6 separate regions of the Homo sapiens genome follow, and all the other regions are linked to region 1. A link is a contact called in ENCODE Hi-C or POLR2A ChIA-PET data. All regions are on one chromosome and are shown on one strand. The core of a region is the stretch at or near the end of the contact, and the rest is flanking DNA. Distances in the headings are between cores, read along the strand shown.

What was found. A loop is a pair of places that touch in the nucleus more often than their neighbours do. ChIA-PET counts read pairs that join two places held with the same protein, here RNA polymerase II (POLR2A). Pooled maps may share reads with other maps.
Region 2: a loop to region 1 is called in a map with no recorded cell type, with 26 times the contacts of the local background. The contact joins the promoter of COL4A4 here to the promoter of DOCK10 in region 1. A Hi-C loop is called at or near these places in 2 of 37 single-sample maps with no recorded cell type and 2 of 50 pooled maps.
Region 3: a pooled map shows a loop between it and region 1 (6-fold over the local background). The contact joins the enhancer-like site here to the promoter of DOCK10 in region 1. A Hi-C loop is called at or near these places in 9 of 50 pooled maps.
Region 4: a loop to region 1 is called in a pooled map, with 4 times the contacts of the local background. The contact joins the enhancer-like site here to the promoter of DOCK10 in region 1. A Hi-C loop is called at or near these places in 2 of 37 single-sample maps with no recorded cell type and 2 of 50 pooled maps.
Region 5: a pooled map shows a loop between it and region 1 (12-fold over the local background). The contact joins the promoter of SGPP2 here to the promoter of DOCK10 in region 1. A Hi-C loop is called at or near these places in 1 of 37 single-sample maps with no recorded cell type and 7 of 50 pooled maps. POLR2A ChIA-PET finds 5 or more read pairs at or near these places in 1 of 52 experiments (activated CD8-positive, alpha-beta memory T cell).
Region 6: a loop to region 1 is called in a map of naive thymus-derived CD4-positive, alpha-beta T cell, with 11 times the contacts of the local background. The contact joins the promoter of FARSB here to the promoter of DOCK10 in region 1. A Hi-C loop is called at or near these places in 1 of 168 maps with a recorded cell type or tissue (naive thymus-derived CD4-positive, alpha-beta T cell) and 8 of 50 pooled maps. POLR2A ChIA-PET finds 5 or more read pairs at or near these places in 1 of 52 experiments (activated T-cell).

The regions. Positions count from the first base shown.
Region 1 is chr2:225,039,559-225,043,969 of GRCh38, forward strand. It overlaps DOCK10 (dedicator of cytokinesis 10), which reads right to left and starts at 2,910. Exons shown (of 56, transcript NM_014689.3): 1 at 2,694-2,910. The coding sequence starts at 2,816. RefSeq lists an enhancer at 1,617-1,956 and silencers at 2,507-2,746, 2,937-3,306.
Region 2 is chr2:227,162,645-227,166,711 of GRCh38, forward strand. It overlaps COL4A4 (collagen type IV alpha 4 chain), which reads right to left and starts at 1,561. Exons shown (of 48, transcript NM_000092.5): 1 at 1,363-1,561. COL4A3 (collagen type IV alpha 3 chain) reads left to right here and starts at 1,980. Exons shown (of 52, transcript NM_000091.5): 1 at 1,980-2,169. The coding sequence starts at 2,083. RefSeq lists enhancers at 888-1,789, 1,064-1,163 and silencers at 1,434-1,813, 2,034-2,213.
Region 3 is chr2:227,459,925-227,464,042 of GRCh38, forward strand. No RefSeq gene overlaps it. Among named protein-coding and RNA genes, the nearest start is that of MIR5703, 10 kb to the right of the region's middle. RefSeq lists enhancers at 395-484, 2,747-2,806, 3,707-3,766. Within about 2 kb of position 2,332, at least 3 of the 41 ENCODE cell types and tissues checked have a DNase peak (open chromatin) inside an H3K27ac peak, as active enhancers do.
Region 4 is chr2:222,910,593-222,914,970 of GRCh38, forward strand. The region is part of intron 4 of ACSL3 (acyl-CoA synthetase long chain family member 3); the gene reads left to right. Among named protein-coding and RNA genes, the nearest start is that of ACSL3-AS1, 6.8 kb to the right of the region's middle. Within about 2 kb of position 1,704, at least 6 of the 41 ENCODE cell types and tissues checked have a DNase peak (open chromatin) inside an H3K27ac peak, as active enhancers do.
Region 5 is chr2:222,421,772-222,426,106 of GRCh38, forward strand. It overlaps SGPP2 (sphingosine-1-phosphate phosphatase 2), which reads left to right and starts at 2,772. Exons shown (of 5, transcript NM_152386.4): 1 at 2,772-3,050. The coding sequence starts at 2,832. RefSeq lists enhancers at 2,016-2,315, 3,506-3,655, 3,706-3,765 and silencers at 2,476-2,825, 2,916-3,145, 3,156-3,205.
Region 6 is chr2:222,654,495-222,658,667 of GRCh38, forward strand. It overlaps FARSB (phenylalanyl-tRNA synthetase subunit beta), which reads right to left and starts at 1,598. Exons shown (of 17, transcript NM_005687.5): 1 at 1,522-1,598. The coding sequence starts at 1,579. LOC124907985 (a long non-coding RNA gene) reads left to right here and starts at 1,939. Exons shown (of 2, transcript XR_007088095.1): 1 at 1,939-2,017. RefSeq lists an enhancer at 1,659-1,708 and a silencer at 1,825-2,021.

The DNA.
Region 1 (4,411 bases), core at 1,660-4,159:
CTTTGGCATACACCTGTATTGTCCTCAACAACTGCCTTAAAATTTGGCTTTCCCAGTCATTACCCTCACTCAGCATCTCCTTGATCTCTCCTCTCCATATTCAAACACATTTTGAAGGCTTCCTGTCTTCTCTCTCTCTCTCTCTCTCTCTCTCTGTATACACACCCCATTCTCAGGGAAGAAAACTATCTTGTTAACCTGACAACCTTACCTAAACTTATTGGAGAGAGCAGAATTCAAACCCTATGGCAATCTTTTGGCAATGTCCTGGAGGATTTGTGTCCCCAAGACAGGGATTTCAGAAAGGGGAATATACAAATCTAGCAGTAAGATACTTTTTCTCAGCAGGAGTTTCTAGTCTCTTTCAAATACCTTGCAATAGAGGATGGCTTGCTCCAATACACACCCGCGGTTCTATGAGTCTGTACTGAAGTCGGATATCCATAATATTTTCCCCAACATCCTATCATTTTTCTCCCTTGACAACCATGTTTTGAGAACTTGAAGCAACAGATATGAAGAGTCTTAAGGGATTGCATCAATGTACGCTAAGATTAGTCTCTACCACATAGTCCAATGACACGGTTTTAGGTTCAGAAGGGATGCTCTACACCCACAGAATCCCACCGAGTTCAGGTGCCAGCTCAGAGAACTCATCACCTTCCTGTTTCCCTTCAAGAGTTAACTGATGGGATAGTATGCAAAGCACATGCGTTCTTGCTGCCAAAATAGCAGCCAAAACTGCCTGCCTAGATGTGTAAGATCCCATGAAATGTCTTGGCAAAAGCTAGTTTAGGAGTGTTGGCCAAGGTGCTGAAGCGAAGCAAGGGGAGTCAGGACCACCTTTGCCACTGAATCTCCCCTCCCCCACCTCTTTTTAAAGACAGCGAGCTTATTCATTTTGACAAGATACCCTAGGATTTCAAATCTGACATAATTTTGGAGAAAGCAGTGCGTGTGTGTGTGTGTGTGTGTGTGTGTGTGTGTGGTGTAGAAGGGTATCTGGGATACATAATCTTTATAGAAATTCTAGTGCCACAAAAATTCTAGGAGGATCTACATTTAAAAAAACACACAACAGTTTAAGCTGTTTATTCCAATTGAACGCTGTGTGTTTCCATCAGATCCTCAGTGAGATTCAGTCCAATGAGTCAATTGCAAAATAAAGTTTTTGTCAAGGGAATGGCAGAAAATGACAAAACCACAATTCTGAATGATCATTCAAAAGTAAAAAGTACTTTCTACTACTGTGTGGAGATTTTCTTATCTCTACTTTTACTCGAATTGAATCTTTTCTTCTAATGTTCTTTTGAACAGTTTGTCTTTGGTGTCCTGAAAATGTGCACGCTGATAGCAGTACCACATGCTGTCCCTGGCACAGAGTGAGCTAACAGTTGAACCACCTCTGGGTAACTGCGGACTGCAGCTAGTGTAAGTGCAAGAGAAGGCACCCTGGCCACCAATTCGTTTCACACTCCAATCACCCCCGCCCGCTCTACACCCCCTGGGCACCCGATGCCTCTTCCCTCTGCCAGGCAATTTGCTTCCGTTCTGTTCAACTTTCCGACCTCTGGCTTTAGAGAATAGTCCTGGCTGTGGGAACTGGCTCTGGGAAGCTTTTGGCGCCCTCCTCATTGGTGACTGGCAAGAGTAACACTTTCACACTCTTAAAAAGAGCCGTTTAGTTCCTAATGATATTTTCTGGCAAAAAAGAAAATGAAACACACAACCCGGATTCCGGTCCACCAAACGCAGGCCAAGAGCGCGGCTGCTGAGCCCCGGTCTTGCTGTGAGGCTGTTGTTCCCACTCGCTTCCCGTTTCCACTAGAGTTGATTTGTCTCTTGCCACCTCTCCCCGGCAGTGTGGACCTACTGCAACGCAGGAACATCTGGGTTGGTATGGATAGGATCCTAGCATCAGATGCTGGCTGCTGCCCCAGGGACTTCCCGCGGAAATCACCCAGCACTTAGAAGCCGTTTCAATAAGGAAGTAACCAGTAAAGCATTGCTGGTGGGAGAACCCCGCGAAACATCTTAGAAAAATATCAGAAACCGCTGGAGACCTAATGACCCACGTCTCCTCCAGCCTGTGTTCCTCAGCCCTTTCTGGAGGAGTATTAAGTGGTTTGTGGGTTTTTACCCTGCGGTGGGAGGGCTGTTCCAAGTACATCTATTTCTGCGATAGTTAACGTCGGGGGGCCCCAGCTCTAACCAGGGCGAGGACCACGGACTGCATCCCTCTCTCTCAGCGCACTGGTCTGTTTACTGGAGGGTGAGAGGGACGCGCAGACCTCCGGACTCAGGGGTTCTGTTCTGTAGATCCCCCCACCCCACCCGGGGTCTCTGGCACTCGTATCACTTAGCACCAGTGTGACTGGCGGTGCATTCCGGCCCCCTCGCGCCCCATTAAAGCCCCTGCACATCCTCTCCCACGCTGCGCTTCTGCTACCCACGCAGCTGCTCCTCTGAGCGTCCCGCGTGCACAAACGCGCCCCCGGTCCTTACGCGTCGGTGGCGCTGCCTCGCTGAGGTGGCGCCGGGGGAGCCCGCAGAGGCGGCGGGGGAGGGAGTGCGGAGGAGAGGACCCGTGAGCTGCGGGGACCTGGGCCCGCCGAGCTTTTGGGGAAGCTGGGCTCCGTTCCCCCCGGGCGCCTGGGGCGCGCGGGAAGGCGCGGAGGACGCGCCGCACTCACCCGCTGCTGCTGCCGGCTGCTGACTGCCACCGCGGCGGCGGACGCGGCGCTGTGCCGGAGCTCGGCCGCCTGCCCAGGTCTCAACAGGCTCCGGGTGAACCTGCGGGTCCGCTCACCGGCCATCGCCGGTCACGCCAATCGCGCCGCGGGCCCGGGGCGCGCCTCCCGCCGGTCTTCCCCGCGCCAACCTTCTCTATCCACCCGCCGTTCAGGAAGCGGAACTCGGAGCCTTCCCCCCCCTCTTCCTCGCTCAACTCGCAAGAGGCGGGTTTTTCTCTCTTGCACCCCCACTCTTCCCACCCCCTTCCCTCCTCTGAAGCTTCTCGAAGACTTTCCAAACTCTGCGCTCCCCCGGGCGCGCGCGGCCAACTCGGCTGGCGGCCGGGCCCTGCAGCGGCGCATCTGGAGCGGGCGTCGCGGGACGCGTGTGGGGCGGCTCCTGCCCGCGCCGCCCACACGGGCTCAGCTGGCCGGCCGGGGCTGTCCACGCCGCCCGGGGGAACTGCAGGCTGCGGGGGAGGGCGGGGGGCGGCCGCCGAGGGGCTCCGGGCGGGGCCTGTCCAAGGCCGTCGCCTGTCCAAGGCCGTCAGCCTCATTTGGAGGTTGCTGGGAGAGTTGGAGCCCTGGATGCATTTGCCGTTTAGACTTCTATTTTCTGGGTCCGGCTAGTGGGTGGGGGCCAAGCTCGGTTCGCCCTTCCACCCTCGGGAAGGGGTCAGAGGCTTATTAAAGATCTGGTGGCTGGGATCCCAGCAGCATCGCCCAAGCCAGCGTTTGGAAGGCTCCCTTGCCAGAAGTCCATGTTCAGGGCCTTGGAATAAGCTTCCCCATTCATTCACTCCTTCAATGAGTATTTATTAAGCGCCTACTATATGCCAGCTCACACTGTTCTGGAAACTGAGGATACGGAGAGGAACTTAGCAACTACACTTTAAGGCTGTGTAGAGCTGATAGGTTTTTTCGGGGTAGGGGTGGGAGACAGCAAGTAACCAAGCGAACAAATAAACAAATACAGAGAAATCAAGGAGACAGTTTAAGCTACTAACACGAACTCAAAACCAATAAATCAGCGTTCTGGGGGTAAGAGACTTTGGGTGGCATTAGGATGAGTAGGCAAGAACCAACTGGCAGGGTTACTATGTAGGGTGGTCAGGTCGGGGGTGGATTTCACAGTTATGCTGTCTCTGCTCTTCTCTTGCCCATACCCATCTAGCCTGCACTTTGCCTCTAGATAGGTATCTGATGAAAGCCTTCTAAGAAGTCTCTTCCTGGGTCATACCCAGGGTGGTTCTGCAATTCAGTGTTGGACTGGATGGGGGGCAGAGAAGTTCTGGCCCCTGGATACTGGTCTGGAGAGATCTGGGACAGCCTTTCCAAGTGGTCTGGTTTTTTCTTAACAGCTTTTTATGGATCCATGACCCTGCCACTTTCTAAAGCCAATGATAGATAGTTATAACACAAGGTCACATTTGGGTATAAAGAATTCTTAAGCAATTGATAAATGCACTTTAGTCAGCTCTTTGTTAGCCAGGATTCAATTAGCCAGAGATGCTGTTTGGGGATCATTTCAGCACATTCTAGAAATCATAACAGGCGTAAGAGGGTAAGAGGCTCTGGCAGATTTGGGAAGTGCCATTTGAAACATCATCTAGTTCCAAGACAGCCTGCATAACAAATAACTGTACCTGTATTGTATGCTTTCATATTGGTACTCAGTG
Region 2 (4,067 bases), core at 311-2,810, 2.1 Mb after region 1:
TTCTACTAAGAATATATCCTAATTCAACATGTGCGTGAAATTTTCACATGTTCGTGAAAACAGGAGCTCTCATACTTGATTGTGCATGGGAATGTACAGGAAATTTTAAAACAGCTAGAGAGTCTGATAAAATTGGCTTGGAATGGTCTGGGTAGCAACATTGTTTTATCCTCCCAAAGATTCTAATGCACAACGATAGTTGAGAATCACTGGCATAAAAGACAGAAAGAAGACTGTAAGATTCATGCTATAGTCAAAATAAAAAGAATGGGAGGAGTGTCTTCATTCACTGTTAGGGTTTTGCCTACCTGCATGGCTACAAAGTTCTAAGATACCAATAGATCCCAAATTTAACTGCAAGCAAGTGGTTCCCTAAAATCAGTGACCAACTGCATGATCATACTTGGTGTCTGAAGCCAATTGCAGCAAATATCAGCAACACTGTTCCAAAGCAAAGATTCTTAACCTGAGGATGGAATTCAGGTGATCTGTATAGGAAACTCACATAGGAAAATAAGTTGCATCTTTACTTTTAGTAACATGTCACAGAAGTTCAACATGTCCTTCCCTTATGAGCACAGGCAACAGAGCACAGTAGTATTGGCAGTTCTTGATAATTTGCACCCACCGGTATTTTCATGTCACATTTCAGTTTGGGCTATTATCTCAAAATACCATTTGCAGACATCACTACTTTGACATTACTGTTGCTTAATCGGCCTGCTGTTAAATCAAGCTATTTAATGCAATAATGATGATGCACCTGTGTTAGTTACTATATCACGACTTGAGGACTTCCATAATTGCATTCCAATAAAACTGATTCTGATTTAATTGTATTTTATGCATTTCACAACATTCTTCTGAGAAACAGTCTAATTGCTTTACCAGAGCCAGTGTGGTCCGTAGCACAGGAAACGGCGAGAGCCGGCTGGAGGACCGTGCCCTGGCACATTTGCATCGCAGGCCACCCCCAGGAAGAGCGCACCCTGACCAGAGCTGAGTCTTGTTTTGCCCTGCATTTCCGCAGATAAGATTTGGCCTGAAAAGCAGTTCAACTCAGCGGAGAATAAGATGGGCTTTCTCTTTCTCCTCAGCTGCCTCTTTCTCTTGGCATTTTGGAGTGCCCCGACTGCCAGGCCGGTAACTCGAGCCTCCAAATTAATCAAAACACACAGCACCCAGTTAAAGCCCAGGCAGACAAGCCCAGGAGCCAGACGCGCTCTCCTCTGGTGACCCCCGGGCCACAACTCCCCAGCTGGGCCCGCCACCACCCCTTGAATGCCACGCTCCCTCCACTGCCCCTCCCAGGCAGGTGCCGGGGCCCCGGGACAGCGGTTGCCCCACCTATGGGCGCCTTACCTGTGGGGACGCCCGCAGCGCCAGGAGCTGCCGCCTTGCCACCCCACGGGACGCGCACCTCCAGCCCCAATCCACCCGCGCCCCGCTGCCTCTTCGCGGCGCTCTCGCAGCCAAGCCCGGCGGCCGCAAGTTGGAGGCGGGCTGGAGGCGGGGAACGCGGACCGCCGCGGGCGCGGGGAACAAGCGGGGCCTCCCGAGTGCAGACGCCCGGCGCGCCTCCCGCTTAATCTGGGCAGGGCCGCTGGCCACTCCCTCCACCCTGCGCAGCCACCTCCCCACCGCGCAGCCACCTCCCCACCGCACACCCCCAAACGCCCCACCTCCGACCGCACCCCACTTCCCCGCCTGGGCCCCCGGACCTTGGGAGCATCACCTCCTTAACCCCTTACCCTGGATCCGCGCCCACCTGCCCCTCAGGCGCCCAGCCCTTTCTCGCCTCCTGGGCACGATGCCCGGGTAGAAGGGACACTGCCTGGTAAGTTGGGAGGGAGGGGGTATGAGGGCGGGACCTGAGCCACGTCTTCCCTCCCTTGAAGCCACAACCAAAAAGCCTGGGTGGGGAGGGACGAACCGCGCGACCGAGCCCTACAAAACCCGCCCCGGCCGAGTGGCGAGGCGAGCTTTCCAGCCGGGCTCCCAGAGCCGCGCTGCGCAGGAGACGCGGTGGCCTGAGAGCCTGAGGGTCCCCGGACTCGCCCAGGCTCTGAGCGCGCGCCCACCATGAGCGCCCGGACCGCCCCCAGGCCGCAGGTGCTCCTGCTGCCGCTCCTGCTGGTGCTCCTGGCGGCGGCGCCCGCAGCCAGCAAGGTGAGTGGGGGCTGCGCGACCCCCACCCCCGCACTTCCATCCCTCCTCCACGCGTCCGGGGGACGCGCTGGCCCCACCCGCAGCGGCGCGGTAGTGGAGCGGCTGCCGGGCTAGTGGCGAGGCTGAGGGCTTCACGCAGGTCCCGGGACAGGCAGCGAGCGGAAGGGAGCAAGCGGGGATGCCCCGGAACAGGTGGAATGCGCGGGGCTGGGGGAAGAGGCGAGGAGGGGGCTTGTCCAGTGCCTAGGAGTCAGGGATGGCGGGGACAGGCCTCCAGAGGTCAGTAAATTAAAAAATAGACACATAGATAATCGCCAGGGATGATACGTGAGAACACCGGATGTGGAGATGCACGGTGTCACGCTGGTGAATCAAATCAAGCAGCTTGGCCCAGCGCACAGAGGGCTGGCAGGAGACACCTGCAGGGAGTCCCAGCCGCCACTTCCTAGCTGGGACGTCACACTAAACCCTGACCTCTCTGGGGCTCAGTTTCTTCCTTGCAAAACTTGCCCTCCAGTTTTCCTTTGCTATTGTTGGGAAAAGCAAATGCTATCACTGAAAAATTAAGAGCACCTTAGAAATCGAACTCAGGTTAGAATCATTTAAGCAATCTGACACTTTGATTTGATTTTTGACTTGGAATTTGAGTGAAACTGGATTTATTTAAATCCATCCCATATTTCTTATTCTTTGCCATTAAATAGAAATTGATTGTCCTCAAAACGATTGTGCCTCCTAGAGTTGACTCACTTGATTTTACCTTGTGAAAGTAAACTTTAACTTTTCAGATACTTGTTATTTTTACACTTTAAAAAGTTGATTTGGGTGATAACGTGGCATAGGAAATTTCATTTCCAAGGATGAGCAGATGTTTTTACAAATGTTATCATTGAGATTATGATTGGAAATTAACGGTCACATAAATATTTATATATGTTACATGAAAAGAATTTTAGAACCTATGGTCACATATAGGTTCTATATGTTTTTCCTATTTAAATTAAATGAAGACATTGCAGACATTATAGGTGAAACTAAAGCCCTCTCTGACACCCCCCATACCTCTCCCCATTTCCTTGTCTTCCAAGAGGTGTCCACTTTCACCACTTTCATATTTCATGTAGTTTTCCAAACATTGTCCATGAATTTACACACACACATATGAACCCACAAACATATATGTATGTTTTTGTTGGCCTTTTAACATAAATGATACTGTGCTGTATTCCTTTGCAACCTGTAGACCAGTCCATGTCAGTATTTAAGATCCTCCTGTTTTTCTTTTTGCTTTGTTGCACAGTATTTCACAATATGCCAAAGTTAATTGAACCATTTCCCTATCAGTTTACATTTAGATTATTCACTGTTTCACATTCTAAAGGACATTTGTAATCTATGTAATCTGTTTGTGTAGCTGGTTCTAACAAAAATGCACTTTGCATACATTAGGAATTCCCAGACCAGGTATTTAAATGCTACTAGGCATGATAGATAAAACTCAGTGGGGATTATCTACCAGCTTTAACCAGGACAAATAAATCCAAAAAAGCAAAATCCTAAAGGAAATGTGTGTTGTGGGGAAGCCTGGAGAAGAGATCCAGAGCAGGGTTTGCACATGTTTCTGAATTTAGAAGAACAGGAATGAGATTGGGAAGGGGTGGAAGAATTGTACTTATGTGAGGATCAGCCTGAAAAAGTAATGCTTGGGGACCATGCAAACTCTAGTTATACCATTTTCAATTCTGTTGTTACATTCCTTTGTTATTTTTACATGTAAACTTTTCTGTTTTGAGTTTGGCCAAATCTTGGTGACTTCTTGCTGAAATTAATCCATTTGTATTGTTTTTCTCATCACTTGAAGTAAGTCTTTCATTAACAAGTTTTCAGGATTATCATTT
Region 3 (4,118 bases), core at 1,082-3,581, 2.4 Mb after region 1:
ATACCCTATGTATGATGCTCACAGCTGGAAGATGCAGCAAAATACTCTTCAAATGGCAACTTCTAGATCTTATAGAGAATGGACCCATATTTATCAGATTTGAAGATGTTTAAAATAGACCAAAAATGTAACCTGTATAAAAAAGGAGAAATAGGGGTTGTTAAAATTTCCCTGAAAGCCCATGTGTAATAAAAATGAGTCATTATTCTAGAGGGTTTCCTGCCTTTTAAGGGCTGTAAATCAGAAGCAATGCTTATGGGAGACAAGGCCACGCTCCCCAGGTCTCCTGGGGGCGGCGGCAGCAGCACCCTCGTCCTGGCTGTGGTCCACGGTGCCTGGCTGCGACTAAGGCTGCAGAATGTTGAGTTGCTGTTCTGCGGTTTTGCCACATTCATCAAATGTGGTTATTGTCAACTAGATAAAGTATAGTACGGTGATTATGAGCACAGTTTCTGAATCAGACTGTCCAATCCTGGATCTCCCCTGGGAGCTTGAGCAAGCAACTTAATTTTTCTGTGCCTCAGTTTCTTTACCTGTAAAATAGAAATAATCCTATCACCTACTTCATAAAGTTCCTATGAGGATAAAGTGATTTAATGTATGAACAGCACTTAGAACAGTGTCTGGCAGATAGTAAGCATTCTATGTACTTGGATAGTAATAGCATTCCAAATATTACTTATCCAATCCATAGTATTGGATATGTAAAAGCATAGAAAAAAGGTCTGGAAAGGTAACGATGTGCTGCGACTGCTGGACGAGGCGATGTGAATGGGAGAGTGTGAGCTGTGGGCTGGGGAACTTTTGGCTTTACTGGCTGTGTTAGCTTCCCAGGGCTTCTGTAACAAACTGTCACAAGCTAGGTGGTTGAAAATAACAGGGATTTATGCTCACAATTCTTTATGCTACAGGTGAGGAATCAAGGAATCAGCAGGTCCAAAGGCTCTAGGGAAGAATCCTTCCTTGCCTCTTCCAGTTTCTGGTGGTCCTAGGTGTTCCTCGGCTCGTGGCAGCATGACTCCCACCTCTGCCTCCATCATCACATGGCCTTCCTCCCCGTATGTCTGTATGTGTCCTCTCTTCTTCTCATAGAGACACTAGTCATTGGATTTAGGGCCCACTCTAAATCAGAATGATTTCATCTTGAGTTCTCCAATGAATCACATCTTCAAAGGTCCTATTTCTAAATAAGGTCACATCCTGAGGTTCTGGTTGAATGTGAAGTTTTAGGAGATGCTTCAACTCACTATACCAGCATTGTTTTGTTTTGTTTTGCTTTCTTTTAAAAATGAGATTATATTCATGTATTACTTAGGATTTTTTTTTTTTTTTTTTTTTTTTTGAGACAGAGTTTCACTCTGTTGCCCAGGCTGGAGTGCAATGGTGCAGTCTCGGCTCACCGCAAACTCTGCCTCCCGGGTTCAAGCAATTCTCCTGCCTCAGCCTCCCGAGTAGCTGGGATTACAAGTGTGCGCCACCATGCCTGGCTAATTTTGTATTTTTAGTAGAGATGGGTTTCTCCATGTTGGTCAGGCTGGTCTCGAACCCCCAGTCTTGGGTGATCCACCCACCTCAGCCTCCCAAAGAGCTGGGATTACAGGCATGAGCCACTGTGCCTGGCCCTACTTAGGATATTAAACAACAAAATGAAACAAGAAAATATATATATAAAATATAATATACATTATACTATGGGAAGCTAATGTATACATGTATACACTTGCTTATTCTGTCTAGGTTGTAGAGGAGGTTGTTGATGGGAAAAGAGGGAAATACAATGATTGCTAACACTTGTAGAATGCTTACTATCTGCCAGACATTGTTTTAAGTGCTTTTCGTATATTAAATCACTTAATCCTCATTGGAACCTTATGAAGTAGGTGGTATGATCATTTCTATTTTATAGGTGAAGAAACTGAAGCACAGAAAAGTTAAGTTGCTTGCTCAAGCTCCCAGGGGAGATCCAGGCTTGGACAGTCTGATTCAGAAACTTTGCTGATACCACCATGCTGTACTGTCCTTCATGTATGGGCACACATAGGCGATACAGGTCTGAGTCAAGAAAATTTGACATCACTTCCTAAACACACACACTCTCCTTTTTCTCCCCAAATAAAGCATCTATAAATGAATGTTGTTTCTGTGGTTAGATGTGTTTGGAGAATTTTATCTGCAGAATCTTCCAAACTGAACATTGTCTGATATTTACTTAGAAGAAATAAAAACTTCCATGAACTGAGTGAAAAATAGTTGTTCATGTATATCACTGATTGCTGTTCAGATCACTTAGAGCACAATGGATTTCAACCAGTCAAAGTGCAGCAATGCTCTGAGCAAAGGGTAGCCGCACACAAGGTGGTTCACTTAACGGCAGCTTCTGGCAAATTGCAGCTAAACTGCAGTTCCAGTTGACTTGGTAACTTACAAACAGCACACGCTGAATGGAAAAGGAATTGGTATACCATATTTAAAACAATGAGAATAATGATAGCAGTGCTTCCATTAATGCCAGATGCTGTGCTGAGTACATTTTCTTACTCTGTTCTTACTGTAACCTTCTGAATCATTAATGCCCCAGAGGTGGGGTGGTGACTAATGATAAACTGATAAGGGTATCCTTATGGTAAAAATGGCCATGACCTTGTTCCTGTAAAGTTGCTCCAGGGACTTCCCCACTCATAAGCGGACTTGGAATTTTCGCCGTAAGTCCTTTGCTATAAGTTCTACGCACATTCAACAGGGACACCTCTGTGTAGCAAGTTACCTAAATGAATATTCAGGCTGTTTTCACTCTGGGAACTTGGTATGTGTAAATTTTCAGGTAATTTCCCTCATTTGAATAACTTCTTGAGTGAAAACAGGTCCTTCAAGTGCACATCCTGGAGCCCCGGGGCTGGCATAGCATCCTTATAAAGCAGAAACCTCAGGCTAACAGAGCCCAGTTATGTCCTGGGATGTTTGTATTCCTAGAGCCCAGCTCGAGACCAGGAAGTGCCTCCTAGGTTTTCCTGTTTCCATGTGGCCTTGGTTTGGATTCACAAGAAAAGGATTCAACAGAGTACAGTGCTGACTGTACCGGTTAAATTATGGCCTCTAAAGTCCAACCACTGGCCTTCCAATCCCAGCTCCATCACTTCCCAGCTATGTGACCTTGGCAAGCCCTCAACTCGGGAGCCTTAGTTTCTTCATCTGTAAAATGGATATAACAATAAAATCTATGTCCAAAGGCTGCTGTGAGTATTAACTGGGTGCTTAGTCAACCGGGAAACATTAGTCACTGGTATTGGGGGATCAACGGTGGAGCTCTATGCAATCGATTCTCTTCTCAGGGGATGGGGTATGATGGCAACATCAGTCAACTGGGCTCAAGGGAATTACTTTGCACTCAGTTCAGCACATGCTGTCTAATGAGCCATTGCCTATCTGCCAGCATTTGTTGAGAAATACAAAAAGAAAGAGAGGAGGTTTTTTTAGAGACCCACTTTTAAAATACCCCCATCTGACCCCTTCAAAATGGAGGGCTGATGGGTAGCGTCCATTTTCCTTTTCTGTAGGCCCAGCAAGCCCCACTAATGTTTCTTTTCTGATAACTAAAGCAGGTTTCTCTCCCCACAGGGGCCTCTTTCTTTCCCCTGAACCAGAAGGGAAGATCCCCTTTCTCTTTTCAGTAATGGGCAAGAACAAAGTTCCATTGACAACGTGAATGGAGCATTTCTTACCCTGGACTCTCTTCGCACTGCAGAGGCAGGGACCTTTTCTCTCCCGCTTGGCTTCTGAAGATTATGATTCAAGTCCTCTACAGGCGACTAGGGCAGCCCAGGAATCCTGATTCTGGCACGAACTGACCAAGGGAGGGAGGCTGCTTGGTTGCAGAGCCTCCATGCACAGAAGTCCACTTACCTGTGACTTCTGATATGTGCAACCCCGAGAATTTCCCCTGCTTCGCCTACTCTGGGCCTCCCCTAACCACCCAGTAGCATCCTCTCCTTTCACATGCTATTACCTTACCCTGCTTCATTTTCCTTTAGAGCACTTAGCATCACCTGGTCCATTATATTAATTTGTTTGTCTGTTCTCCCTCCCAACGGAACATAAACCCCAGGAAAGTAGATGTTGTC
Region 4 (4,378 bases), core at 454-2,953, 2.1 Mb before region 1:
CATCATTTTCCTCAAAACATGAAGGAGATGCCAAGCAAGTTGATGTCAGTAATTCCTAGAAACTAAAAACATTTTAACTTGACAACAGAATATGTAAATTTCCTCACGTTTAAATAGAGTAGTTGTGTATCTTGTTTTATCTGAAACCATCCTGATTTATACTTGTTGCTGTGACATTAATAGTGCCCCCTTACAGTCTCAAAAGTGCCCTAGTTTGGATAGTTATGTGGTCACCTTATTTTTAAGACATATTCCCTATTTCTTTTGCAGACTTAGAAAAAACTGAATTTTTTTCTATTTAAGATCTCGCTGAAGTTAATAGCACATTTCTAGAAATTGAAATCATGAGTTAAGCATGTTTGATTTTTCTTTTCCAGCCTATGGATTGTAATTTCCAAAACATTTTATCATAATGAAGTTTGCTTTTGTCATATTTACATATCTGGCACTGCCTTTTTTTTTTTTTTTTTTTTTGAGATGGAGTTTCACTCTTGTTGCCCAGGCTGGAGTGCAATGGTGCCGTCTCAGCTCACCGCAACGTCCGCCTTCTGGGTTCAAGTGATTGTCCTGGCTCAGCCTCCCGAGTAGTTGGGATTACAGGCATGCGCCACCACGTCCGGCTAATTTTGTGTTTTTAGTAGAGACAAGGTTTCTCCATGTTGGTCAGGCTGGTCTCGAACTCCCAGCCTCAGGTGATCCGCCCACCTCGGCCTCCCAAAGTGCTGGGATTACAGGCATGAGCCACAGCGCCCAACCAGCACAGCTTTTTATGGCACTCTGTTCTTGAGTCTGTTTTTGAGAAATCGGGTAGTTATGAGAAGGTACTGAAAACAGTACATTTTTATGTGCAAAAGTTTTCTACTTTTCTATCTGCTTATAGATTCATTTTTTTGTCTTTGATATGCTATTTGAATTCAAAGGTTGGATTCTCTTTTAGTCTAAGCATATATACAGAAGTCTTATGTTTCAGGAAGCTTCGTTTTTCTCCGGTATCCCACACATATTTTATTCATTTTAATGTGGCTAGTATTGTCTTTCAGTCGTCATTCGGTATGTACAGCAGCAAACTAGTTCTCAATTGTGTAAAAAGAAGAAAAGCTTATGTGGTGAATATGAAATTTCTTCCTAATTCGTGTATCAGTATAACTGGACAAAATAAAATCCTAGAGCTATGATAGTTGTTTCCTAAATGTGCGTGTGTAAGTGTATGTGGCTCTTTCCTGCTTATCTTAACCATAGTGCCTTTGTATTCAATGATTATTCAACAAAGTATGAAGTATTTGAACTCATAAAAGTTAGGTGAGACAGACTGTTTTTTAGCAACTTTTTCTGTCTATAGTTCATTACTGTGAAGTTTTATTTAGTTAGTAAAAGGAGGTTTTGAATTTCTATATGTCAGAAGATCTGCCTACTAGCATTTGCTATGAAATTGGCATTTGTGGTTCATCAAACTTTGTTCAGAAGGCTGTGTCTAGACTGTGTCTTGGGAACATGTTATAGTTTTCTTTAGGTTCATTGGGAAAGTAGAATTAATTTTTAGATTTTGCATATAATAAATGAAACAAGTAGTTTCTCTTGGCCATACTCAAGAAGAAAGTGTGCAGTGTCGCTGGTTAGCTGAGGCTTTAGTTTCTGTTCATTCTGTGTTGCAGCTGTGGCAGTGATCTGCAGACTGCAGAGTGGGTATCTCAGCTGCATGTTAAACATGCTAGGCCTTTTTCGTTTTCCCCTCTCTTGGTTTCTTGTTACACCCATTGCATTGCATCAGTAGCAGCATCTGCCTAGGGTGTTGAAAAGGGGAACTTTCACAACTGGTGGGTTAAGCTGTGTACTTTCTGCTATTAGTGCCTGCTAGCTGATCAAGCTCAGTGAAGTGTGTCTTCATTAAATAGTTTCCATATTTGAAGATAATCTTCAACTGGAAAAGAAAACGAATGTTGTAGCAATATTTAAAATATTTTTTGAGTAAGACTTTTGGGGATTAACCCCAGAATGTTGTATCTGATATGGTTGAAGGAAAGATGCACAAGCCTTATTTCAAATTAATGAACTTTGAAGCTTTGTTTCCATCTTATCCCAACAGTCTATTTTGAGGTCCTGAGGGGAGGATGAGTGGATGAAAAAAGGCAGTGGCGATGACCCTGCTCTCGTTGTGTCCAAGGTAGAGTAGCCACCAGCTTCACTACGACCAGATTCTTCCTTGGGGGACAGAAAAACAAAAGGCACTTGGTTGCTTGGCAGGCCTTTTCAGGGTCCTTTTAAGTTTCATATGGTTTTATAAAACTGTAGCAGAGTTAAGAGCTGGAACCTGTGTCAGCATCACCTGATTCCAGTGTTCCCAGCAGTAAATGCATTGCACTAACGTCGTCTTGAAATGAACAGTGAAATGATTTCAGGACAACCTTAAAATACATGTATACCTGAAATAGAACAAAGCTGCAAAGACTAAAAATAGAAACAGAAAAGAGTACAAGCTGGCTCATATACTTTGTGAGCCATCAGAAACACTTGATTTTTTCTTAGATATTTTATAAAAATAAGAAGAGAATGAGGGATTATGTAATATGGTGCTTAGAGAAGACTTCACTATGACATTCCTTCTAAATTGATCCAAAAAGATAATAGAAACACTCATTTATGTCCTTGTAAGTTGACTTAGCTTTCTTTTCCTCTTTCTTAATGCCGTCTTTTGTGTTATTTCTTAGTCACATTTTTTTACCCTGTTTGTGTATGTGTATAAAACTTATTTTCTGATTTATTAGGACATTTGCATCATGCTATATGTAACAAATTATGGTCAGTCTCTTGGCTGGGATTTGTGGGTTGGTTATTATATTACTCTTCTCTTAGTTTCCCCTTCCAAACTGTCCCTCTCCTTTCATCCTATTTATTAAAGGCACTGCTGCATACCAAATTGTTGAAGCCAAAAAATCAGGGGTGTCTGATTTACATCCCTTACAGCCTCCCCCCGCCTTTTTTTTAGCAGGCCTCCTTGCTTCCACACTTGCCCCCAACTGTAATTCACTCACACACAGCATAAAAATGATTTTTCACAATTGTTAATCAGGCCACCTTACTCACCTGCTTAATAAGACCCGGACTTCTTTCTACAGTGCAGTTGAAGCATTGTGATTTTATGCTTAATCTCTGGAATGAGTTTGCCTGGGTTCATATTCTAGTCCCATTACTTATTAGTTACATGATTTTGAACAAGTTATATTTACTCTACATCTCCATATTCTCATGTGTAAAATAGGGATAATAATAGTAACAGTTTTTTACAGGTATGGTAAGAGTTTAATAAGTTAACACTTGCCGTGTCCTTAGCATGTAGTAAGCACTAATAAAGGTTAGTTACCCTCATTATCATTATCATGATTATTACAACTATCCAGATCTCTTGAATATTTTTACTCTGTGGCTCCCCTCAGAATAATTTTTTCATAGTGATCTTCAGTTGCAGAGAGAATGGTTAAATGAAGCCAGGTGTACTTTACTGAAGAAGACAGGAATGTGTGTAATTTTGAAATATTTCTAAATAGTGAAAGTAAAACAAGTCCTAGTGCTTAAAGAGGTTTTCAGTAGGAGACAAGATTACCACCTGTAAGTAGAGAGAAGGAAGGGTGGAAGGTGTGTGTGTACGTGTGTGTGTGTGTGTGTGTGTGTGTGTGTGTGTGTGTGTGTGTATTTTGAGACAGGGTCTCACTCTTGCCCAGGCTGGAGTGTAGTGGTATGATCATAGCTCTCTGCAGCCTTGAGTTCCTGGGGTCAGGTGATCCTTTTGCCTCAGCCTCCTAGGTAGCTGGGACGACAGGCATGTACTGCACGTCTGGCTAATTTTTACACTTTTTTAGACATGGGGTCTTGCTGTGTTGCCCAGGCTGGTCTCGAATTCCTGGCCTCAAATGAGTTGCCTGTCTCAGCCTTCCAAAGTGTTGAGATTACAGGCATGAGCCAGTGCACCTGCCCAGAGGAGGCTATTTGAATAGAGAGAAGGTTTCAGAGGTATTTCAGAGGGTGAGAAAACGAATAGACCAGGGATGTATGATAGGATTGCTTCAGGGTGTTGAGGTCCTAGATTTAATAAGGTTGGCTGTTCTGCAGCAGTGTTCAATGATATTGGCAAGGAATAAATAGTTTAATCTTGTCTTGGGCTAGCCATAGGGACAAAGTTAGGATTAGAAACTTTTCCAGCACAAATCAGATACAATATAGAGTGGGTAGTGTCCTCTAAATGTAATATTTATGAAAAACATAATTACTAGATGATTCAGTGGTTTAAAGAATTAAAATCATGAGATTCAGATTTCGTTTTATATTTTATTTTTTACATATGTGGAAATCTTACGCTCATTTGATTCCTTTGCCACATGGTGGC
Region 5 (4,335 bases), core at 1,522-4,021, 2.6 Mb before region 1:
AAGCTTGACATAAGGTTGCCCTGCTAGAGATAACATTTCCAATTGTTTCTCACTGATGGAATGTTAGTGAAAGTGATGTGTGAACTTCTGCCTCACTTGCTTAATAAGACATTGCTGCTCAGAACACTCTCTCTCTTCACCCTTTCAGGAGCTGAACTTCAGATGTTCAGCCCTAACCCAGATTCAACCATGCAAAAGAGGACGATGACCTAAGGCTCAGTTTCAGGGCATGGTGGAGCAATAAGATGAAAAGAACCAGAGTCATGGAGTAGGGCCATGGAGCAGAGCTTCCTACTAACCTCAACTGCTTGCCTTAGAACCATTCTATGAAAGAGAAATACATGTCTGTGTTCCTTAAGCCACTCTATTTTGGGGTCTCTTTGTTATAGTAGCTTAACCTTTATCCGAACTAGTATTAATATATCCATCATTGATTCCTTTTAAATATGTCATTTTGTAATTGTTACATATATACAAGTGAGCAAAGTACAAATAACTGGATTTCTGCCCTGGCAAAAAAAAAAAAAAAAAAAAAAAAAAAAGGTCGGGGGGCGGGATGTGAAATGTATTTCCCACAGGTATGACTAGTGTTCAGTGATCAAAGAACTACAGGGTGTTTCTCTGGTATCAAGAAAAAAAAATTTTTTGCATGACTGCAAGCTACTATTTGATATCTCTGCACCATTACAGCAGTCTTTCAGTCCTACCACTTCTCAAAGATGTTGATTTTTGTTAGGTTGGTTGGGAAATTCATGTTCAGAATAATCAGACTGGGCCTTAGAAAAAAAAGGTTCTGGGGAAATGGACTTTACCACTGCCCAGGAGGCTCAAGATGTCCTACTCAAGATGTTCAGAGCCAAATTCTCTTGAGGATTCCTTCCTAGATTGAATGACTCCAGCACAATACACCTTCTTATCATGATCTCACTAGGCCTTATAGAGCTTGTCTCAAGGTTATTTTTACAAGAGCCTTATAAGAAAGACAAGAAGTGAGGATTATCATTTCATTACAGGGATAAACTGCGACATATGGTGACTTACATCAGGTGACTTGGTGAGCCACTAGAAGCTGGAATCAGTAACTGATCCTCCATGGAGATAAAATGCTCTGTCTACAAATACAATTCTTTGGCAATTAACTTAATGCTGCGTGTGCCATGTTTTGCTTTGCCTATTTTTCCTAACTGGTAGAAAGAAAAATCGAAGCACTAAATTCGGGAGACACATGATGCAAGTGCCTTCACAGGAAAACATATTTCTTTAACACATAAGCAGAACAGGTCCCCAACGATCACAGCTCCAGCTTCTAAAACCAAACCACAGGGTTTTGCCTCACACCTGTAAATGACAGCCAGAAGCATTGTGGAGAGATGCTTCCACCTCCTGGGCCGGACATTTCTGTGTGTGATCCCGCCAGACATGACAATAACTCTGCGTGTCTTCTGTAAGAGGAAAATGGTTTCCCTTAAGAGCTTCAGCATTCTCTCAGTCCCCTTGACTTTGCTCTCCAGACAGGACTGAGAAGCAAGAAAAGTAGAAACTAGGGCATGAAGGGGACTACATCATCCTGGAAAGTCACATCCCAAAGACATTCAGGCCTAAAAGGACAACTGAATAAATAAGGCATTGACAGGTGTTCATTAATCATTTGTGCAACCAAATTCTTAGTAGGCTTTGCATGGACAATCAGGAAACATGCAGGTTTCTGCTGCAAACGAAAGACGGGGTTGAATTGCACTTTTGTTGCAGACTGATCACCTGGGCCTAATTTGATTGTTGCCTCCCAAGGGATCTCTGAGCCCAGGAGGGAAATGTAGGAGGGAGGAGGGAAAACCAAGGCCGGCCTGCAGGATGTTTCCTTTGCTATCTTCTGCTGAGTGCTCTAAAGCAGGTGCAGGTGCAATGAGATACCTAATCCTGTCCCCAGTCCTCCAGCACTTTGTTCTCTTCTCGTTTAAACTCCCTAAATGGTCTGGTGGGGTTTTCCCAGTGTCATTGCTTAAAGAGAGGCAGAGCGGAAAGAAAGAAGTAGGAGAAAGCGGTAAGCATCTTTGTTCTCAATGCGGAAAACCCAGAAGGGACTTTCCTTCCCACCCACCTGAAAATGTTCCCCAGTTGCCAAATCAGAAGGGCAGGGGCAGCGACGCGGAAGATGACTCAGGGCCCACTTTGAACCTCCTGGGTACTTGAGCAAGCTCAAGGGTGTTCGGACCTCTAGGGAGACGTTGCATCACGCAGTTTGGAAAGAACTTGGGAATTCTCCCTGGGGGGCTCGCTGTATTTACTGGGAACTAGTCTTGCAGGAAGGTGAGAGTACGTGGCTGGCTGTGGGGAGCTGGCGTGGGAGGAAATCCGACTTCACCTTGGGCTCAGAGTTGCAAGGAAGGTCACTGTGGGATCAGCCTGAGCCCAAAAGGATGGGCTAATGGGAGCGGCCGCAGGTGCACGCGCGCTCGGCCGCTCCCATTAGTGTTACGTCTGCCGGGGGAAGAAGGTGGGGTGGGGGGTTGGGGGCGCCGGGAGAAGAGAGGCGCAGTTCGGAGATCGGCACTCCTCCGTCCAGTTACAGGCGGTCCTGCCCCCGTGGCCGCCCGGGGCCGCCCAAGCCCTCCGGGACGGAGAGAAAGGGGGACGCGTTGCGCAAGGTGGAGGCAGACACCTGGGCGGGCGCTAGGACCCGGGCGGCGCACCTGTTGGCTGGGCCCGGGGCCCCGCCCGCCCGGCCTCCGCCCGGAGTGCGGGATCGGCGGGGGCGAGGCGGGAGTGGCGGTGCCAGCGGAGGGCACCGGCCCGGCGTGGCAGCGGCGGCGGAGCGCGGCCCCGGGCACACCATGGCCGAGCTGCTGCGGAGCCTGCAGGATTCCCAGCTCGTCGCCCGCTTCCAGCGCCGCTGCGGGCTCTTCCCCGCTCCGGATGAAGGCCCCCGGGAGAACGGCGCGGACCCCACGGAGCGCGCGGCGCGGGTCCCCGGGGTCGAGCATCTCCCCGCAGCCAACGGCAAGGGCGGCGAGGCTCCGGCCAACGGGCTGCGCAGAGCCGCGGCGCCGGAGGTAACCATGGGCAGGTGTTCGCCGGGTACGGGGAGGGGGCGGCTGCGGACGTGCGGGTCCCTGCGACTCCGCCACGCGGGGCCGGCCGGGCCGAGAGGGCGCCGTCCCCGGCAGTGACCCGGCTCCCGCCGCTGCGAGCGGACGGGGAGGCCTGGCCTTCCAGTAACCAGGATGCCACCCTCCAACGCTGCCAGGGGCAACCGGGTCTATTGAGATATCCCCAGACGCTTTCAATGCAGTCCATTTAGAGACTTCCCACTTTCAAAAGTAGTTAAATTCACGTAGATGCCAGCAAATATGTAAGAGTTACGTAATGGAACGGAGGAGCGGGGATGTCCTTGGCACTTCCCCGGGGAGACGTTCTTAGACTCCCCCCCACCCCCGTATTCTTGCATTTCCGCCCATCCCCCTTCCCTGATGCGCACAAATGCGGGTGCAGCCGGGCTCAGCGCGCTCCTCACCGCGCTGCACCGCCAGCTCTGGGCACAGAACTTGGGGCTCACACAGCTCCTAGAGAGATTTACAACCTCCCTGCACTACCCCCGGCGATGATGTCTTAACAGCAACTCTCGCTTGCCCTCCCCCAGAGTCTGGGGGTCCCTCCTGCCTGGTGGGTCTTTTATGGACCGACACCAGTGACTTCTAACAGATGCTTCTGGGAGGGAAGCTCGCTACGCTCCCGCTAGGTGTTCAAAGCGTGGTTATACAACCCACTGCGGCTTGGGGGGAACCAGCGTGCGTCGTCGTCGCAGTGCACAGGGACTTTAGGCAGCAGGGACCAGACGGGCTGCACTTGGCTTCTGGGGACGCATGTCTACCGGGAGCACTGGCAGCACCTGCCTTTTCCCTCGGCAAAGTCAAAAGTGTGGCGCAGGAGAACAGAAATAAACGTATTAATAATTCGAATTCCTTGTACACAGCCACATTTTGTTCTTCCTAGAAGGTTTTGGTGAAAGAAAGGTGGCCTTTACTTACGTGTAAATTTCTAGATGTAGTAACTGAGGAATTACGAAGAACCTGGCTTCTGTGTGGAATGGAATATTATAGGCATTGGATTACAGAATTTGTTTGGGAGGGTGAGGGTGGTTGTGTGTTCTACTCCAGAGAAATCCTCCTCTGTATTTTTTCCTCTTTATTGTTCCTTCTTTATCCCATGTGACATTCCGGTAACCTATAGATGAGTATGAGAACCCCTCTTTTTTCTCTTGCCTTGTCTTAAAAACGGGGCAGAGTAGGGGGGATAAGAAATCAGCTGGGCGTGGTGGTGCGGCCTGTAGTTCCAGCT
Region 6 (4,173 bases), core at 348-2,847, 2.4 Mb before region 1:
AAGCATTTTGGATAAGGAATTATTAACCTGTACCACATCCCATTAGTGAGAATATGGTTTAGAAGGGCAGGTAAGAAATATAAATAAGCTCATTATAAAATAAAGCGATTAGGCGATTAGAGCCAAGTACAAAGGGTAAGAGTAATACAATACCCTTGTATTTCCTTTACTTTCAGGGACTTATGGCAGAACTTACGAAGAATATCACATAGAGAATAGGTACTATCTAAAAGTACACACTTAGGAAAGATTCTTAAAAGCCAGCTTTATTTTCACTGTAACAGTAATCTTATTCTGGGAAGCGGTGGCTGTCATTAAACCAATTAGGCCTTTGTTAACACACTGAGCCCTAAAAACAAAAAAAACAGCTCTCACGAACCAGTTGGTCCAGCCTTTATACAAGCTAAAAATTATGGGGTGGGGGCCGGGCGCGGTGGCTCACGCCTGTAATCCCAGCATTTTGGGAGGCCGCGGCAGGTGGATCACGAGGTCAGGAGTTTAAGACCAGCCTGGCCAAGATGGTGAAACCTGGTCTCTCTAAAAATACAAAAAAATTACTCGGGCGCGATGGCGGACGCCTGTAATCCCAGCTACTCGGGAGGCTGAGGCAGAAAATTGCTTGAACAGGGAGACGGAGGTTGCTGTCAGCCGAGATCGCGCCACTGCACTCCAGCCTGGGAGTGCAGACTCCGTCTCAAAAAATAAAAATAAAAAAAAAAATAGGGTGGGGCAGCTGCTACGGCTGTGAGGTAACTGATAACTGCATTTAATATCTCCCTCCTTTTTTTCAATGGTTGTGTTTTTAGAACTGATTAAAAGATGAAATGTAGAATGAAGTCTACACCCATTTAATACTCCCCATTCAGGTCTCAGATCAAATGTTACCACCCTATCTAAAGTTGTTCTTGGCACAACACCTTTTCTTTCCTTGATGGCATTTAACATTATCCGAAATCATTTTATTAACGTGCTGGTTAATTGTCTGCCTCCATCAGACAGAACGTGGACCTGACGTGTCGTGTGCACAGCTCTAGTCCTAAGCTCTTAGAACAGTGCCTGACACATAACAGGCGCTCAGGAAACATTAATAAAACGAAGACAGGTGGAATGCCGTTCTCCACCCCGCTGCACAAATCTCTCCTCCTACCCCCTTATAAACTGAGTTCCCACAGCGCTGCTATTGCAATTAACTGGCTACGCTCGGGATGCAACCCCGGGTTTCCTTCCTGTTCTATCCCCTGGCTTGGATGTCGGTGCCAGGCACGCTGTAGGCACTCGATGGCAGATCGCTGAATGAATGACACGGCAAGCCGGGCACAAGCAGTGGCACCGCTGCGATGCCGGTTCCGAGGCTACCACAGCCCAGCCGGACCGCCACCATCATCGGCCTTCCCGCGTAAACCCCGGCCTCCCGGAGCCAAAACCTTCAGGAAGGCATGAATGTCGCCACATTGCCCTTTTGGAGGGAGGCCCTGCCTCCGAGAAGAGGCGTAGGGCCCAACGTATAGGGCCGCCACTCACTGTAGGTGCGGCCCAGGGCTTGGAAGAGCAGATCACGCTTCACGCTGACAGTCGGCATGGTGTGTCGAACTCACTGCGCCTGCGCAGCGAGCTGACCCGGGCTTCCCTAGCGAAGCGCGTAGGACCCGCCTCTTCTTGTGCGTGTTGTCTTGAATATCGCCATTCTGCTGGCAACAGTTCCTGTTCTCTTTTTAACCTAAAAACACTCATCATGCCATTACCTCGCTGATTAAATGTATCTTTATGAGACTAATAGCTTAAAAGCCTGTAAGAAAGATATAATTTGATAGAACTGGCTAGGATTTGTCAGGCATTGTAATGTACTGACCCTGAAGTCCCGGATGCTTCCAGGGCGCTAACGGCCGGGGACGCCCACCAGGTGGGCGGGGCGAGAGTGGGGCGCGTCAGGGAGGGGGTGGGGCCTCCACGTGGGAGATCTTGCCTGGAGGTGGTGGAAATGCGAGTGGAGAGGGTTCAAGGCTTCCTGCAGAGAAAGGTGTGCAAATCCTGGCGGCGGGAGAGGGGCTGTTAACAGACCTCAGTTTTTACTTCATTCTTTAATCTCTCCTCTACTCGTATAAGTGATATACCTGTGCTTTGTTTGAACTTTACGGCAGCCCTATAAGGGAGGCATTGTAAGAGACCTCTTTTTTTGTCTATTTGCTCAGTGCTCTCTGCTGTCAGTGGGCTGTGCTCAGCCCTCTGCCAGCATTAAATTTCCTCCTTAAAACAACCCTGAGTGTAATAGGCTGAATAACGGCCCCCAATAATATCAGACCCTAATCCCTGCAACCTCTAAATGTAACTTTATATGGAAACAGCGTCTTTGCAGGTTAAGTTAAGGATTTTGAGATGAAGATTATCCTGGATTCGAAAGACGAACACTAAATGGAATCACAGTATCCTCATCAAATCATAAAAGGGAGGTTGAGAGAGACGATTTAGCCACGGTGGCAGAGATTGGAGTATGGCAGCCACAACCCAAGGATGCCAGCAGCCACCAGAAACAAAGAGACAAGCACACACTGGGGGTGAGGGGGTGGAGGAGCGGGGAGCATCAAGAATAGCTAATAGATGCTGGGCTTAATACTTAGGTGATGGGATGATCTGGGCAGCAAACCACCATGGCATACATTTACCTATGTAACAAACCTTCACATCCTGCACATGTATCCCTGAAATAAACAGAGACAAGGACAGATTCACGCCCAGCCCATGGGGCAGCCCTATAATGCATGCTGATTTGGGCCCAGTGAAACTGATTTTGGGTTTCTGGCCTCCAGAACTGTGAGAGCATAAATTTATGGTTTAAGTCAGCAAGTTCGTGGTAATTTGTTTCAGCAGCCAAGGGAAACTAATACATCAAGATAGGTACCATTATCCCTGTTTTACAGGTAATGAAACTAAGGCACAAACTGGCAGTTCCAGGGGGAGCCTTGCCCTAATCCTTTCTACTGTACAGTGAGTGAGGGCTTCTTCCAAAGTCCTTCACATGAGGGGAGAAAAGCTGAGCCAGATGTAAGCCACCCTAACTATTAATCAAGCAGTTTTTCACTATACAGTATTAGCTCCCCTCCATGGGAAGGCAGTCCCTTCCCAGTGACCAACATAACAGATTGGCAACACCCCATAAATGGCAAACATCCCCAATGCAAAATACAGCTTTCCACCTAAAATTGGTGCTTTCTGCTCAATTAATAAGCAAAGGACTAGTGCCAGGCATGATGGCTCACACTTGTAATACCAACACTTTGGGAGGCTGAAGTGGGCAGATCACTTGAGGTCAAGAGTTGGAAACCAGCCTGGCCAACATGATAAAACCCCATCTCTACTAAAATTACAAAAATTAGCTGGGTGTGGTGGTGGGCACTTGTAATCCCAGCTACTGGGGAGGCTGAGGACTGAGAATCACTTTAACCCAGGAGGCAGAGGTTGCAGTGAGCCAAGATCACGCCACTGCACTCCAGCCTGGGTGACAGAGCAAGACTCTGTCTTAAAAGCAATAACAACAACAACAACAAAATAGTAATAATAAATAACCAAAGGACTTCCTGCTGACCTGCTCTGCTTTGGGCACTCCAAAGTGTTCTGTGGCCTCTGAACCTCAGTTTCCTCATCCATAAAATAGGGATAATAATATACACCTTAAAGAATTATTGTGTCCCATATCTGTAATTCCAGCACTTTGGGAGGCCGAGGTGGGAGGATTACTTGAGCCCAGGATTTCAAAACCAGCGTGGGCAACAGAGTTGGACCCCATCTCTAAACAAAAAGAAAAATTAGCCAGGCATGGCGGCAACACACCTATGATCCCATCTACGCGGATCACTTGAGCCCGGGAGGTTGAGGCTGTGGTGAGCTGTGATCGCGCCACAGCACTCCAGCCTGGGTGACAAAGTGAGACCTTGTCTTAAAAACTAAAAAAGAATTATTGTAAGAATTTGAAATAATACTCATAAATAACTAGTATAGTTCTTATCATGTCAGAGGTCCTGGAAATGGGGCAACTGTCATTTTTTTTAATCCTCCTAGTTAGTTTTCTGCTAGTCTCAGACCACCAAGGGGCATTTTGTTCCCATCTCTCACATCCCCCAACTGACCTATCCTACTTTTTATCATTGCACATGTTACAGGTACTCTGTCCCTTCTCTG